Linked DNA regions of Homo sapiens: region 2 is linked to region 1. A link is an interaction called in ENCODE POLR2A ChIA-PET data of the cell type or tissue named here. Cell type or tissue: OCI-LY7. All regions are shown on one strand.

Region 1 (8,000 bases):
GACAGAGCTAGACTCTGTCTCCAAAAACAAAAAGAAAACCAGAAATGCTCGGCCGCGCGCGGTGGCTCACGCCTGTAATCTCAGCACTTTGGGAGGCCAAGGCAGGCAGATCACAAGGACAGGAGATTGAGACCATCCTGGCTAACACGGTGAAACCCTGTCTCTACTAAAAATACAAAAAATTAGTTGGACGTGGTGGCGGACGCCTGTAGTCCCAGCTATTCGGGAGGCTGAGGCAGGAGAGTGGTGTGAACCTGGGAGGCGGAGCTTGCGGTGAGCCGAGATCACGCCACTGCACTCCAGCCTGGGCGACAGAGCGAGACTCCGTCTCAAAAAAAAAAAAGAAAACCAGAAATGCTCTCACGTGCCGCTGAGCTCCAGCAGCTGGTCCATGGCATCTCAGGATACTTGGCAGTCACTCACTCATACACAGCAGGAAAAACCAGAGAGAGGCATAGGACTTAGAAGTCAGGGCCAAGGTCAACGTGCCACATGGGGAGAGGAGCGGGGAGGAGACTCACATCCCATCGGTCTTCTCGGCATCCCACTCGCGCCTCCACTGGCCAGTGGGCTTGCGGTGCCTCTGCAGCCGCTCCTGGTCGATCTTCTCCCTCTCCTGCTTCCAGCGCAGGTACTCCGACCGCTCCCGGCCCGTCATGGACAACGTCATGTCTCCAGCACTGCCCAGGCCAGCTCGGCGGCCCTGCCCCCCAGCCCACAGGGAGTCAGGGTGATGTCCCGCACCCTACCCCGCCCCTAAGCCCCGAGGCACATCCACTTGCTCAGGATCACACAGGGAAGCGATGACAAGGCAGAGATCACAATCAACTAGGCTCAGGTGGCACCTCCTCACAGAGGCCCTCTCAGATCTCCTAAGTAGCATCCCTCTGTCCCCTCAGCTGCTGGATTTTTCTCCACAACACTTGGTAGGACCTCACATCTCACTATATTTTCATTTACTCAGCTCCCACCAGAAGAAACCTCATCAAGGCAGGGGCTCTGCCTCCAAACTCTTCTCCCGCCGGGCGCGGTGGCTCACGCCTGTAATCCCAGCACTTTGGGAGGCCAAGGTAGGCGGATCATGAGGTCAGGAGATGGAGACCATCCTGGCTAATATGGTGAAACCCTGTCTCTACTAAAAATACAAAAAATTAGCTGGGCGTGGTAGCGGGTGCCTGTAGTCCCAGCTTTTCGGGAGGCTGAGGCAGGAGACTGGCATGAACCCAGGAGGCAGAGCTTGCAGTGAGCCGAGATCGCGCCACTGCACTCCAGCCTAGGCAACAGGGCAAGACTCTGTCTCAAAAAAAAAAAAAAAAAAAAAAAAAAAAAGCCAGGAGCGGTGGCTCACGCCTGTAATCTCAGCACTTTGGGAGGCTGAGGCGGGCAGATCACGAGGTCAGGAGATAGAGACCATCCTGGCTAACATGGTGAAACCCCATCTCTACTAAAAGTACAAAAAATTAGCTGGGCATGGTGGTGGGCACCTTAGTCCCAGCTACTGGGGAGGCTGAGGCAGGAGAATGGTGTGAACCCGGGAGTCGGAGCTTGCAGTGAGCCAAGATCACGCCACTGCACTCCAGCCTGGGCGATGGAGCAAGACTCCATCTCAAAAAAAAAAAAAAACCTCTTATCCTCAGCACCTAAAACAGTACCTGGCACATAGTAAGTGCCCAGTAAACAATACTGTTAGTAACAAGAAAACCCTCAAACATACCACAAAGCTGTAACAACTAGAGCCACGTGGTACTGACAGAAGAACCAACAGACGGACAATTTAGGGGTGGACCACCAAGTGCAAGGACACTGCCCCTGCCTCCTCTTCTAGGCCAGGTCCCCACCCCTCACACAGCACCTGCCATGTGGTAGGTGCCTCATAAATGCTGGTGTCATTAACAATGAGGGGAGATTTACCTTGGCAGGAAACAAAACATACCATAAATCCTTAATAATTAAAATCCTGGGCAAGCACAGTGGCTCACACCTATAATCCCAGCATTTTGGGAGGCCGAGGCAGGTGGATCACTTGAGGTCAGGAGTTCAAGACTAGCCTGGCCAACATGGTGAAACCCCGTCTCTACAAAATACGAAAAAATTAGCCAGGTGTGGTGGCACTTGCCTGTAATCCCAGCTACTCGGGAGGCTGAGGCAGAATTGCTTGAGCCCAGGAGGCAAAGGCTGCAGTGAGCCGAGATGGTGCCACTGCACTCCAGAATGGGTGACAGAGCGAGAATCCGTCTCAAAAAAAAAAAGTCCTGTGCTGTGGCACAAAAAAGGAGAGGCCCCATGGCCCTGATCTGTCTGGTTCCTGCTATGCAGTCCCCATCAAAGCCCTGAGAGCCCCGAGGTGTCCTCACTGCCAACACCCACCTGCCGCTCGTGCTCAAGGCCACAGCGCACCCGCTCGAAGTCGGGGCCCCCCCAGTTGCGGCCGTGCCGGCGGCTCTCCTCCCGGCGGTCCCGCTCAGACTCCTCCAGGGGCCCGCTGCGTCGCCGGGGGTCGTCCAGGAAGTTCCGCACTGGGTTGGGTTCAAGAACCCCTTCCTGCAGGCAGCAGAGCAGGGGGTTGGCGCGGGCTCCCCGCAGCCCAGGCAGCTCGGCCCTGCCTCGGGGACACCCGCACCACTGACCCGCTGGTTGCGCTCATACTCGGCGATCTTCTCCATCTCCTCATTCATCTTCTCAATGTTCTGCCTGCGCCGCTCCTCCCACTCCTGGGGGGATAAAGATAGGGACACCCAGCTTCAGGGAGAACTATTAAGCTGCCGGTGCAGGAGACGGGCTGCCCAGCAGGCCTGAGGCTCCTCTCCTCGGACTGGCCTGCTGGCATCTGACCATTTGCTCTCAGCGTGCTCCAGGTCAGCAGTGAACTGATGAGGCTGGCTGGCCAGGCTTGGACTATGCGAACAACACGCTGTACGCTGCATTCGCCTTCCTACTGGGGGGTCTGGAATTTCAGTACATACTAGACAGAAGGGGCCTGCGTTCAAAACTAGCCTCCAGGCTGACATGGTGGCTCACACCTCTAATCCAAGCACTTTGGGAGGCCAAGGCAGGAGGATTGCTTCAGCCCAGGAGTTCAAGGCCAGACTAGGCAACATAGCAAGACCCTGTCTCTACAAAAAATTTTAAAAGTGGCCGGGCGCGGTGGCTCACGCCTGTAATCCCAGCACTTTGGGAGGCCGAAGTGGGTGGATCACCTGAGGTCAGGAGTTTGAGACCAGGCTGGCTAACATGGGGAAACCCCATCTCACTAAAAATACGAAAAAAATTAGCCAAGCATGGTGGTGGGCGCCTGTAATCCCAGCTGCTCGGGAGGCTGAGGCAAGAGAATCACTTGAACCCAGGAGGTGGACGTTGCAGTGAGCCGAGATTGTGCCACTGCACTCCAGCCTGGGCAACAGAGTAGGACTCTGTCTCAAAAAATAAAATAAAATAAAAATAAAAATAACGGGTCGGGCACAGTGGCTCACGCCTGTATTCCCAGCACTTTGGAAGGCCGAGGCAGGTGGATCACGAGGTCAGGAGTTCGAGACCAGCCTGGCCAACATGGTGAAACCCCGTCTCTACTAAAAATACAAAAGTTAGCCGGGCATGGTGGTGGGCACCTGTAATCCCAGCTACTTGGGAGGCTGAGACAGGAGAATTGCTTGAAACCAAAAGGCGGAGGTTGCAGTGAGCCGAAATCATACCACTGCACTCCAGCCTGGGCAACAAGAGTGAAACTCCATCTCAAAAACAAAAAGAAATTTTAAAAACTAAATAAATACAATAAATAAAAATAAACCAGCCCCCAATTAAAAACCTGGAGTGCTGAATCTCTCGTGGGCATCCCTGGTAAGCCACATGTTGTCACAATTCAGTGCTGGAGGAATTCAGCGCATCCCCTGGGACTCCACAGGGAAAGGACTCTTGGAAGTTCATGCCGGGTTTCCTCCAGACCTCAGCCCAGGTACCCCGCCCCCTGCTGATTTTGCTTTGTGATCTCTTTCACTGTGATAAATCTAAGCCATGAGTCTTTCTAGCAAACCACTGAACCTGCGAGTTCAGTGTCAGGGTGCTGGGGGCCCTGGCACACCAAGGTTGCCGCAATCATAGTGGTGGTAATAACAGTAATTACTTGGCAGATGGTTAGGTGACCTACCCCCACCAACCACAATCCGTTCTCCCCTTCTTCCTTCCATGGTAGCAAAAATTTATTGATTTTTTTTTTTTTTGAGACAGGGTCTTACTCTGTTGCCCAGGCTGGAATGTAGTGGTGTGTGTTCACAGCTCACTGCATCCTTGACCTCCCAGGCTCAGCCTCCCAAGTGATCCTGCTGGCTCAGCCTCCCAAGTAAGTAGCTGGGACCACAGGGGCACACCACCACGTCCAGTTAATTTTTAAAATTTTTATAGAGATGGGGTCTCACTCTGTTGCCCAGCCTGGTCTCAAACTCCTGGGCTCAAGCGATCCTCCCACCTTAGCTTCCCAAGTAGCTAGGACCACAAGCCCATACCACAGCACCCAGCATTCCAAGTAGCTAGTAACTACTTGTTACTAGTAACCAAGCTAGTGACAAAATTTTAGATGGGCAAATAGCCAGCCAGCTGTAGACAACGTTTTCATTTCCCAGTCTCCTTTGAGGTTAGGTATGACCAGGTGTCTAAGTTCTCACCAACAGGACATGACCAAAAGTGATAAAGCAGACTTATCTTTCCCCTTCCTGTGAACTGAACCGCAACCATGTCGGCAACCCAGCTGTTACCACAGACAATGACCAGGACCTAGGGGCCACCAAGCAACAAAAACAGGAACCAGGCCGGGCGCAGCAGCTCACACATGTCATCGCAGCATTTTGGGAGGCCGAGGCGGTAGGATCACCTGAGGTCAGGAGTTCAAGGCCAGCCTGGCCAACATGGCGAAACCCCATCTCTACTGAAAACACAAAAACTAGCCGGGTGTGGTGGTGCACACCTGTAATCCCAGCTACTTGGGAGGCTGAAGCACAAGAATTGCTTGAACCCAGGAGGCGGAGGTTGCAGTGAGCCAAGATCATGCCACTGCACTCTAGCCTGGGCAACAAAGTGAGACTCTGTCTCAAGAAAAAAAAAAAAAAAAAAAAAGCAGGAACCTGGGTCCCTGAGTGACATCATGGAGCAGGGCCTCACCCCCTGGACCACCCACCTCCCTGCAGGGCTCAGCATACAAGGGAGAAATAAACTCCTACTCCACTTAGGTCATGAAATTTTTGGAGTCTTTGTGTGACAGCAGCTTGGCATGCCCAATTTAAGTCTAATTATTTTTTTTTTTTTGAGACGGAGTTTCACTCTTGTTGTCCAGGCTGGAGTACAATGGCGCAATCTCGGCTCACTGCAACCTCCACCTCCCAGGTTCAAGCAATTCTTCTGCCTCAGCCTCCCGAGTAGCTGGGATTACAGGCGTGTGCCACCACACCCGGCTAATTTTTGTACTTTTAGTAGAGATGGGGTTTCGCCATGTTGGCCAGGCTGGTCTCGAACTCCTGACTTCAGGTGATCCGCCCACCTCAGCCTCCCAAAGTGCTGGGATTACAGGCCTCGTGAGCCACCACGCCCAGCATTTTTTTTTTTTTTTTTTTTTTTTGATACAGAGTCTCATTCTGTCGCCCAGGCTGGAGTGCAGTGGCATGATCTCGGCTCACTGTGACCTCCACCTCCCAGGTTTAAGTGATCCTCCTGCCTCAGCCTCCCAAGTAGCTGGGATTACAGGTGCCCACCACCACGTCCAGCTAATTTTTGAATTTTCTTATTCCCGTGTAAGTGCTAGAACCAGAAGCTCACAGGGGAAGTGAGCTGCCCAAGGCCAGGTAGCTCACAGAACCAGATTCAACCCATGTCCACGGTGGGCTGTAAGCCACTCAGCTAGACAGACTCCCACCCTGCTGACCTGCACGTCAGGGGTGAGTGAGGTAGTTACAGTAAAATCACTGCTCCCCATAACCAAAGCCGGGGACCAAGAGAAACACACAGAAACAGAATGCCACACAGAGCCTGTGCTCACAAGCACACCAGATAGAGAGAGCCCACCAGACAGACACACAGTGCCAGAAAGGGAGGAGAGATGGGGACGGAGGATGAGTGGGCAAGCATGCACCAGAGAGCGAGAAAAAGGGAGACAGAGAGGGACAGGGAGGGACACGCAGCACTAAGCAGGAGAGGGGAGGGAAGGAAGGCGAGGAGGAACAAGAAGACGGGGAGCAGGAGTAGGAGAGAAAGAGACAAGGAAAAACACACGAGCTCTAGGCGTGAGAGGGAAGGAACAGGGGGAACTAGAAGAGGGGGAGCAGGAGGAGGAGAAGGAGGTGGAGGAAGAGAGAAACAGAGCCAGATGCAAAGGCTCAGAGAGAGATACTGAAAGATGGACACACAGGACAAATGTGCATCTGAGAGGAGGAAAAAACAGAAACAGACAACAGAGAACCTCAGCCAGGGCTCCAGGCGCTGCCTAGCTCCTACCTTGGATTTACGGTCAGAGATTGAGGTGTCTCCAGCTCCAGAGAGGTGAGGTGAACCTCGGCCCCGGCCCCTCCGGCCACGGCCCCCAGCTCCTCCTCCTCGAGGCTGCTCCCCGGGGCTGCCCTCCCAGCTGCGCGATGCTCGGCCCATGCCGGCCCGGCCTCCCTGCTGTGGAGGAGTCCGGCCCCCCTTGCTGGCCCCTGGGGGCCGAGGGGTCCCAGGAGACCTCCGGGAAGGACCCAGGTTCTTCTCCTGGAAGAGGGGAGATGGGGAAAATACAGTCACTGGGGCAGGGAGGCATGCGGCCAGGATGGAGGCCACCCACTGGTGCAGGACAGCTGGGGGCTCCTGGGTCCCAGGCCTCAACCCTCTGCCCCTCCCCATCCTCAGGGTCCCACACCCCAGTGACGAGCTCACCGACTCCACTGCCACGTTCTCCTTCTCCACTGAGCGGCCCTTTCGGGGAGCTGTGACTGCGACTCCCTCAAGTTCAGCTTTCTTACGGTCTTCCTCAATCTCCTAGGAGCAGACAGCCGGGGTAGGGAAGCATCAGGTGCCCTGTCTGCCAGACGGACTCCCAGACCCCTGAACTCCTCCTAAGTCTGGCCCCAGCCCAGGCCTCTCTCCTGGACTCTGAACAAGAAGGCCGCTCATATCCCTCAAACCTCAGCACGTTGCAGCCCCACTCAGAACGTTCCTGTGGTGCCCCTCTGAGTAACAGCCTTCCCCACAGCCTGTGGGACCCGTGGGGTCTGGCCTTGGTACCTCCCCGACCTCATCTCTCACCCTCTCCCCACGATCACTCCGGCTTCCTTGCTATTCCCACAACATACCAGGCTGAAACCTGCCTCAGGGGCTTTGCGCCAGCGGATCCCTCTGCCAGGAACACTTTTCCCAGAGACCCTCCAACCCCTCACCTCCTGTAGGTCTCTGCTCCAATGCTGCCTTCTCGTGAGGCCTTCCCTGAGCACCCTGTGGAAACCAGCTCCCCTGCCACCCTCTCTGTTCTCATCCCATTTGCACCCAGCACCATATGCGTCTCGCTCACTGTCTGCTTCCTCCACTACGGCAGAATCTGCCTGGGGACAGGAATGTCTGTCTGCTTTCAGTGATGTATGTCACTGACGTGTATCCCAAGTCTAGAACGCTGCCTGGCCCACAAGGGAAATTCAATATGCCTTTTTTAAAATGAATGAATACATGAAGAATGAATAAATGAAACCCATGCCACCTCCCAGATCCCATCTCAGGGAGAGCCACATCACCTACTCAGCAGCCTTGTCCTAAATCCTCCCTCTTCCTCCCCCTGCCCTGAACTGCCCATCAGTAACTGAGTCCCTCTCAACAGCCCTGCCCTGAGCCAGGTACCTCCTCTCCCACTAGGGTTCCAGCCCCAGCTTCCTCCTTGGTCTCTGGGCTCCAGTATCACCTCCTCGCACCCACCACCGCACAGCACCCAGAGGCGTCTTCCTAAAGAGCTGTTCTGACCGGTCCCACCCCTGCTCAAGGCTCTCCCTGGCTCCCCA
Region 2 (8,000 bases), 370 kb after region 1:
TTTGTTTTTGTTTTTGTTTTTTTTTGTACAGGGTCTCACTCTGTCACCCAGGCTGGAGTGTAGTGGCGCGATTATGGCTCACCACAGCCTCAACCTCCCAGGCTCAAGCGATCCTCCCGCTGCAGTTACCTGAGTAGCTGGGACTAGATGTGTGGGTGTGCTACCATGCCCGGCTAATTTTTGTATTTTTTTTGTAGAGACAAGGTTTCACCATGTTGGCCAGGCTGGTCTGGAACTCCTGGGCTCAAATGATTGCCAGCCTCAGCCTCCCAAAATGTTGGGATTACAGGCGTGAGCTACCACACCCAACATGGGTTAATTGTAAGACAGCTTTTACTACCACAATCTCAATCCAATTTGAACCCAACCTTATTTTCTACCTTCATTTCTAGCTATCCTTCAAAAAGAACTCTATGGTCCAGCTAAGCTATTCTCTGAACATGCCATGAGCATTCCTGCCTCCACACCACCACTCTGGCTATCCCCTTATCTGGAATGCCACTGTGCCTCTTCTCCACCTCTCTGAATGTTATCAGTGTAAAATAATGCCTTCTCTGCCCATCTCCGTTATGAGAAATGCATCACCCAAGCAATTACAGCATTCATTTGGTCAAACGCGCCCTTCTACATTCTCCTCCGTATCAGCAGAACTGAAAGCCTGCACACTACATTTCCCAGACTCCTTTGCCAGCTGGCTTCCACAGTTAGGTTTTCAAAGGCTGGAGATTGGTTGGCAAGTGGAAGGATAACACCACTTTTTTCCTGTTACTGCTCTGTCTTGGGGAGCAGCAGCAGCAGGAGCAGTGAACAACTATGGAAGAATGCAGGCAACTACACACACCGCAGGTTCCAGCACATCAGCGCAGTTTTGGCTTCTGGGTTCCTGGTGAACTGCAGCAATACAGCTCCAACAGCAGCAGCAGCAGCAGCAGCAGCAGCAGCAGCAGCTCATCTGTGCATGGAGGCTCCTGGGTTCTAGCCCACAGGCAGCTTTCTCATCTCTGGATAACAACCCTCTTCTGCATTTTGCTCCTCCCAAGCCTTTCCAGCACCTTTGTAATAAATCCCTTGCATTTAAGTCCCTTCCTGCTGGAACTATCTAGAGTGGTTTCTACTTTCCTGATTGGACAATAACTGATACAATAACAGAGAATGAGGAAATAAAAACAGCAATATTAACTAAGATGGAAAATGAAATATAAAATGACAAAGGAATGAGGACTAGCAATTTTAAAAAATATCCCAGAAAATGAAATTCCAGAAAATTTCTCCCTAGGTATATTCCAATTAATTTTTGAGTTCTAAAAATGAAGATGCTAGTTGGCTGTGTATTTAGTTGTTTTTCTTTTTAATTTTTTAGGAAAGTCAATAAGTATATTTTTTTGACTAAATCGAGTTTTTGTGGAATTGGGAGAATCCTTCCTTTATGTTTCCTCAGAACCTTACACACAGAGGGCACTTCTTTTTGTTTTTTTTTTTTTTTGAGACGGAGTCTCGCATTGTAGCCAGGCTGGAGTGCAGTGGCGCGATCTCGGCTCACTTCAACCTCTGCCTCCCAGGTTCAAGTGATTCTCCTGGCTCAGCCTCCCAAGTAGCTGGGATTACAGGCATGCGCCACCATGCCCGGCTAATTTTTGTATTTTTAGTAGAGACAGGGTTTCACCATGTTAGCCGAACTCCTGACCTCAGGTGATCCACCTACCTCGGCCTCCAAAAGTAGGCACTTCTTAGGTAACGTATCTGCCTGGTGACTGGTATAAGGCTTTGGAATTCACAGATTGGGAATGAAAACCATGTAAATGGTCACTCTAATTCTAAAAAGCAACTTGAAAACAAATCTCATCCAAAGCACTCAGCAAAGGATTCCAAAGCCCTTTCAGCCCTGAAATGTAGCCACTGGTGAGGGAAGGTGGAAGAAGTTCAACTGACACATGGGGCAGAGATTTTTGCCTCTTCCTTGTCAAAGCTCCCCTTGACCCTGTAAAGGCTGTTTCTAAGTTTCTGTAGGGCCTCTTTTTTTTTTTTTTTGGTTAAAGATCTAGCCTGAAAATCCCATTACAAAAACTGCCTAGAACACAGTTTACCTTTCTTGGAAAGATGAAGAACCAAGTTAATCCAGAATACACTCAAATCCCCTGGCTCTTGAAAGTCTCAGTTTTCAACCTGCTTGGAGATTGTTTAGACAAATCTCTAAGTCTTAACTAAAATTCATTTTCAGGTATTATATTAAGCCAAGATAAATAGAAAGTGTTGGAGGTCGTAAAAAAAAAAAAAAAGACAAAATAAACCCACTACCTTCAAGGGTTAACAACTACTAAAACTATACTTATGGCCCTTCATCACTGCATTTGCTAACCCAGCTTTCCATTAACAAAAAATGCCTCATGAAATGGACACCTTGGAGAAAATAAGTGCACCCCAATAAGTGCACAAAGCAGCTTGACTCTTGCTGATTTCCAGGATGACTGATGAAAATGGGCCATCAGTTGTTGTCATTTTCATACTTCCTTTGACAACATGCTGAAGGCTGGGCGCGATGGCTCACGCCTGTAACCCCAGCACTTTGGGAGGCTGAGGCGGGTGGATTGTTTGAGTTTAGGAGTTCAAGACCAGTCTGGCAACATGGCAAAACCCTATCTCTACCAAAAAAAAAAAAAAAAAAATTAGCCAGGTGTGGTGGCATGCGCTTGTAGTCCCAGCTACTTGGGAGGCTGAGGTGGGAGGATCCCTTGAGCCTGGGAGGCGGAGGTTGCAGTGAGCTAAGATCGCGCCAATGCACTCCAGACTGAGTGACAGAACAAGAAGCTGTCTCAAAAGAAAGAAAGAAAAAAAGACAACATGCCCAGTAGATAAATGCTTGAACATTTTTAGCTGGTCCATTATTACTTCTAAAAACCTTACCATAGGAAATCATGCCCTACAATCCATATTAAGCATTTCTCACAGTAACCCAACAGAGCAGCTACTATTATAATCCCCATTTTACAGATGAGAAAACAGGCTTGCAGAGGTCAAGAGACTCGTTCAAGATCACCCGGCTTAGTATGGCCCCAGCTGCCTGCCTCTGAGGCCCACACACGTGGCTTAACCCCAATACTGCACTGCTGCAAAGCCAGAATGGACAAAAACAGCTGCTGCACAGCGTGAGCTTTCTGGAGAAAACAGAAGCTACAACTGCTCTAATCCACTTGCTCTTTTACCAAAGCTCTCCACTGTGAGGGAAACAGTCTCTTATGTACCTAGATGCAAAACTTCATAATATATTTCCCACAATATTTTGTATATGTACCTTATGCTGCTCAAAGTACTATTACAAAACTTGCCTTCTTAGCTTTTATTTGAGACAGGGACTTGCTGTTGCCCAGGTTGGAGTGCAGGTGCAGTGGCGCAATAACCACTCACTGCAGCCTTGACCTCCCGGGCTCCGGTGATACACCTCAGCTGGGACTACAGGTGCACACCATCACGCCTGGCTAATTTTTTGTAGAAACAGGGTTTCACCATGTTGCCTAGGCTGGTCTGAACTCCTGAGTTCAAGTGATCCTCCCACCTAGGCCTCCCAAAGTGCTTGGGATTACAGGTGTGAGCCACTGTGCTGGGCTTCCTTATAGCTTTTTTTTTGAGACGGGGTTTCATTCTTGTCACCGAGGATGGAGTGCAGTGGCGCGATCTTGGCTCACTGAAACCTCTGCTTCCTGGGTTTAAGCGATTCTCCTGCCTCAGCCTCCCGAGTAGCTGGGACTACAGGCATGTGCCACTAAGCCCAGCCAATTACGTATTTTTAGTAGAGATGGGGTTTCACCATGTTGGCCAGGCTGGTCTCAAACTCTTGACCTCAGGAGATCCGCCTGCCTCAGCCTCCCAAAGTGCTGGGATTACAGGCATGAGCCACCGCACCTGGCCTTCCTCACAGATTTTTAAATCCACCCGGGAAGGGTAAGTATTCTCTTCATTTCACAGACAAGGGCATTGGGACCTGGAGACTAAATTATTTGCCCAAAGTCAGAGGATTCAATATGCTCTCTCCTCAATAGGATTACTGATATCACCCAAGCCTCACAGAAGAACAGAATTTCTGCCAGAGTTAACCATAAAGACCATTTCTAATTGATGGGAAATGGTCGCCTTTCAACTTCAGTAACTTGCAATTAAGGATATCATTTTACTTGCCTGAGCATTAAATTGTGAGAAAACACCAACGTGCACTTTTCTTAATTTCCCAAACCATAGAAGGGATAAGATGCTATAAGATTTTGCCCGGCTGGGCGCGGTGGCTCACGCCTGTAATCCCAGCACTTTGGGAGGCCGAGGCGGGTGGATCACGAGGTCAGGAGATCGAAGACTATCCTGGCTAACACGGTGAAACCCCGCCTCTACTAACAATACAAAAAAATTAGCCGGGCGTGGTGGTGAGCGCCTGTAGTCCCAGCTACTCGGGAGGCTGAAGCAGGAGAATGGCGTGAACCCGGGAGGTGGAGCTTGCAGTGAGCCGAGATCGCGCCACTGGACTCCAGCCTGGGTGACAGAGCGAGACTCCGTCTCAAAAAAAAAAAAAAAAGATTTTGCCCTTAAATTTCAGCTTTTTTCCCCCTCATCCAATTGCAAAAATTCATTTCTATTTACACAGAAAGTATACCTTTAAAAAAAAGTTACCAAAAAAATATGAAGCTCACTATTCTGGAAATACTCTTTCAAGGCTTCAGGAAAAGTACCTTTCCTACCAACTAGCAGTATTCACATAAATCCTAAGGGTCTGGCCCTCCTATAAGGATGATGATAAGTTAAATACTATGGGAAGAAAATCAGTCTCAAATTTAAAGGAATTAAAATGCCTGTAGTAAAAATCAGTGAGTAGGTGAAAATCTAGAAAATCTCTCTCTATTATCTCAATCTCAAGGACCATTACAAAACGGCAGAGTAAGACATGACATAGGAGACAGCAGAAAAAGATACATGGCTTTCCTTTCACTAAAAGTATGGCCGGGCGTGGTGGCTTGCACCTGTAATCCCAGCATTTTGGGAGGCTGAGGCGGGCAGATCACCTGAGGTCAGGAGTTCTAGACCAGCCTGGTCAACATGGTGAAATCCCATCTCCAATAAAAATACAAAAATTAGCTGGGTGTGGTGGCACATACCTGTAGTCCCAGCTACTCGAGAGGCTGAGGCAGGAGAATCGCTTGAACCCAGGAGGCAGAGGTTACAGTGAGCAGAGATCGTGCCACTGCACTCCAGCCTGGGCAACAGAGCGACTCCGTCTCCAAAAAAAAAAAAAAAAAAACCAAAAAACAGGATAGAGTGTAAACCAAAGTCAATTACATCTAAAGTTTTTCAAAGGAAAAAATAAAAACTGCTCCAAGGAATGAGTCATAAAGTGATATTTATAAATCAAGAATATCTTAGAAATTTCACATCATTGATCCACTCTCAAAAACTAACCTCAAGGTAAGAATCTCACTTCATCAAGTTATTTTTTCTAAGTTCACCAGATCTAAAGAAAGCTTGACTTTGTCCATGAGCTTCCAAGTAGTGTGGAAAATAATTTTCCTTGAAATCCACAGGCAAGGGATTGCATCCTAATTGCATCATTTGCTCTTTGTTTTGAGGATACTGGAGATAATTCTAAGGACAAGGGAGAGAGTTGTGCTTAAAAATACTCAGCCTAATCACAAAATGGAACCACTTCAAGAACAACTGCACCCTGAATTTATGGTAAAAAAAAATCCCAAATCAGTAGAGAAGTTTGGTTTTTCCCTGACAAGCAGCCTTCACCAATATAAAGTTGTATTTAAGAATAATGGCAGAGACAGTTTGAAATCTTAAAAAAAAAAAAAAAAAAAGAGAAAGAACGAACGAACGAACTTATGTTAAGGCAGAAACAAAATATCCAAAATATCCATAAATAAATGGACTTCCCCCCCAATACATTTTTCACTGGTGAAGATGATATTACAAACCTACATCCCAATCTAGCTAAAGGATCACTTATTGAAAGATTTAAGTCCCCAAATCTACCTAAACCCTGGGATCATTAGTTCATACTCCTATTGGTACAATTCAATTTTAAACTTTTAAAAAACCTAAGTCAAAACCAAGGGGGGCAAAACCAAGGGGGGAGAGAAGTATTCATAATAAACAAGGTAAGTGTGTTTTATAATCTTTAAAGTGCTTTCTCATTTGATCCTCAAAACAATCCCAAGCAGAAGTTGGTGCCCATTCTTCAGATGACAGAATCACAGCATTTTAAGGCTAGAAAGGACTAACTTCCCACCCAATGCTTCCCACTAGAAAAGAAGGGGTCTTGTCTGGTGGCAACCTACTATATTCCCAGGACCTAGAGTAGTACCTGGTATACGGTAGATGCTCATCAACATCACCTCTATTATATGTTCAAAAAGTCCAACCCGAACAGTTTTTGAAGGTGTTAACTCCAGTCCAGAAGTGATATGACCTGGCCAAGACCTTATGGCTGGCTACCTGTTCCCCACACTCCTGCTTCCTAACTCAGGGCAGGCTCCTCCCCCTATTCAGGTTGTCAGTGAAACTCTAAGGGTTTCCCAAGCTCCCCCGCAGAATTCACTGGTATCTGAAAATTTTAATTTATAGCCTTCTCCCTTACACAGGTGTTTGTTTCCTTCATATGTATCACTCTTCACTTAGTTCCACAACCCTTTATTTAGCACCTACCATGTGCAAAGGACCATGACGGTGAAGGATCCGAAGATGAGAGTCAGTGCTCTCCAGGGAGTTATAAGCTGATGAGAACTCTAAAAGGCAACACCAGGAAGCTCTGATGCATGGAGAACTGGACTTACAAATGTTGGGAGAAGAGATACTCTAGGCAGAGGGACCTCATGAACATACAAAGCCTGAACACAGTGTTCAGGAAAAAGCAAGTGGTCCGGCCTGATTGCAAGGTACAGTGCAGAGACGCCCCAACTCAGAATCAACCTATGGAAAGAACTATGAGGACAAGCAGCTAACAATTATTTAGGTGGTTTCTTACTTCTTACTTCCTCCTGATACCACTTTCCTTTATACTTGTCCCACCTACTCCTGGCAGAAAAAAAAAAAAAAAAAGCAGCCAACAAAAACTTCTGAATATTCTCCCTGTATCTTCATTACATACTTCGTACTTTAGAAAATTGCTCTCAGTAATATCTTATTATAATGGACAATTTCAGGATCAAAGGTACCAACTGTGGCTCCATACCCACCCAACAGGTCCATTAACCAATTTTTTTTTTTTTTTTTTTTTGAGACAGGGTTTCACTGTTACCCAGGCTGGAGTACAGTGGCGTGATCATGGCTCACTACAGCCTAGACTTCCCTCCAGTGATCCTCCCACCTCAACCTCCCAAGTAGCTAGGACTACAGGTGTGTGCCAGCACACCTGGCTTTTTTTTTTTCTTTTTTTTTTTTTTGAGACAAAGTCTCGCTCTGTCGCCCAGGCTAGGTGCAGTGGTGCGATCTCGGCTCACTGCAACCTTTGCCTCCCGGGTTCAAGTGATTCTCCTACCTCAGTCTCCCAAGTAGCTTGGATTACAACAGGCATGCCACCAGGCCTGGCTAATTTTTCTTTTTTTTTTTTTTTTTTTTTTTTAGTAGAGACAGGGTTTCACTACGTTGGCCAGGCTGGTCTCGAACTCCTGACCTCAGTGATCTGCCTGCCTCGGCCTTCCAAAGTGCTGGGATTACGGTTGTGAGTCACTGTGCCCGGCCAACACCTGGCTAATTTTTGTATTTTCGGTAAAGACAGGATTTCATCACGTTGCCCAGGCTGGTCTCGAACTCCTGAACTCAAGCAATCTGCCTGCCTCGGCTTCCCAAAGTGGTGGGATTAAGGCGTGAGCCATCGCGCCTGGCCAGTTAACCAATTCTTAATCTTTTGGCAGTTAAGAATCCCTTTGACAATCTGATAAAAACTTGAACACTTTCTCCCAGAAAATAGAATGGACTTACACAAAAAATTCAGGAACCCTGGATTAAGAACCTTTGCCCTG

Evidence for each region. ChIA-PET counts read pairs that join two places held together with the same protein. Peaks named below come from ENCODE experiments on the same cell type or tissue, not always from the same donor. Only the 100,000 strongest peaks of a DNase experiment are listed, where the experiment ranks them.
Region 2: POLR2A ChIA-PET joins it to region 1 with 15 read pairs; 3 of 35 experiments call an interaction of 5 or more read pairs at or near these places.

What each region holds. Positions count from the first base shown.
Region 1 is chr19:47,259,314-47,267,313 of GRCh38, reverse strand. CCDC9 (coiled-coil domain containing 9) reads right to left here. Exons shown (of 12, transcript NM_015603.3): 4 at 6,892-6,993; 5 at 6,475-6,726; 6 at 2,628-2,711; 7 at 2,368-2,541; 8 at 522-703. Among named protein-coding and RNA genes, the nearest start is that of CCDC9, 6.8 kb to the right of the region's middle. RefSeq lists an enhancer at 149-648. In OCI-LY7, no CTCF peak of the experiment used is centred here; a DNase peak (open chromatin) is centred at 4,693; H3K27ac peaks cover 794 bases.
Region 2 is chr19:46,891,724-46,899,723 of GRCh38, reverse strand. All of the region lies in intron 1 of ARHGAP35 (Rho GTPase activating protein 35), which reads right to left. Among named protein-coding and RNA genes, the nearest start is that of ARHGAP35, 35 kb to the right of the region's middle. RefSeq lists a silencer at 6,650-6,729. In OCI-LY7, no CTCF peak of the experiment used is centred here; DNase peaks (open chromatin) are centred at 3,103, 3,433 and 6,713; H3K4me3 peaks cover 2,804 bases; H3K27ac peaks cover 4,786 bases.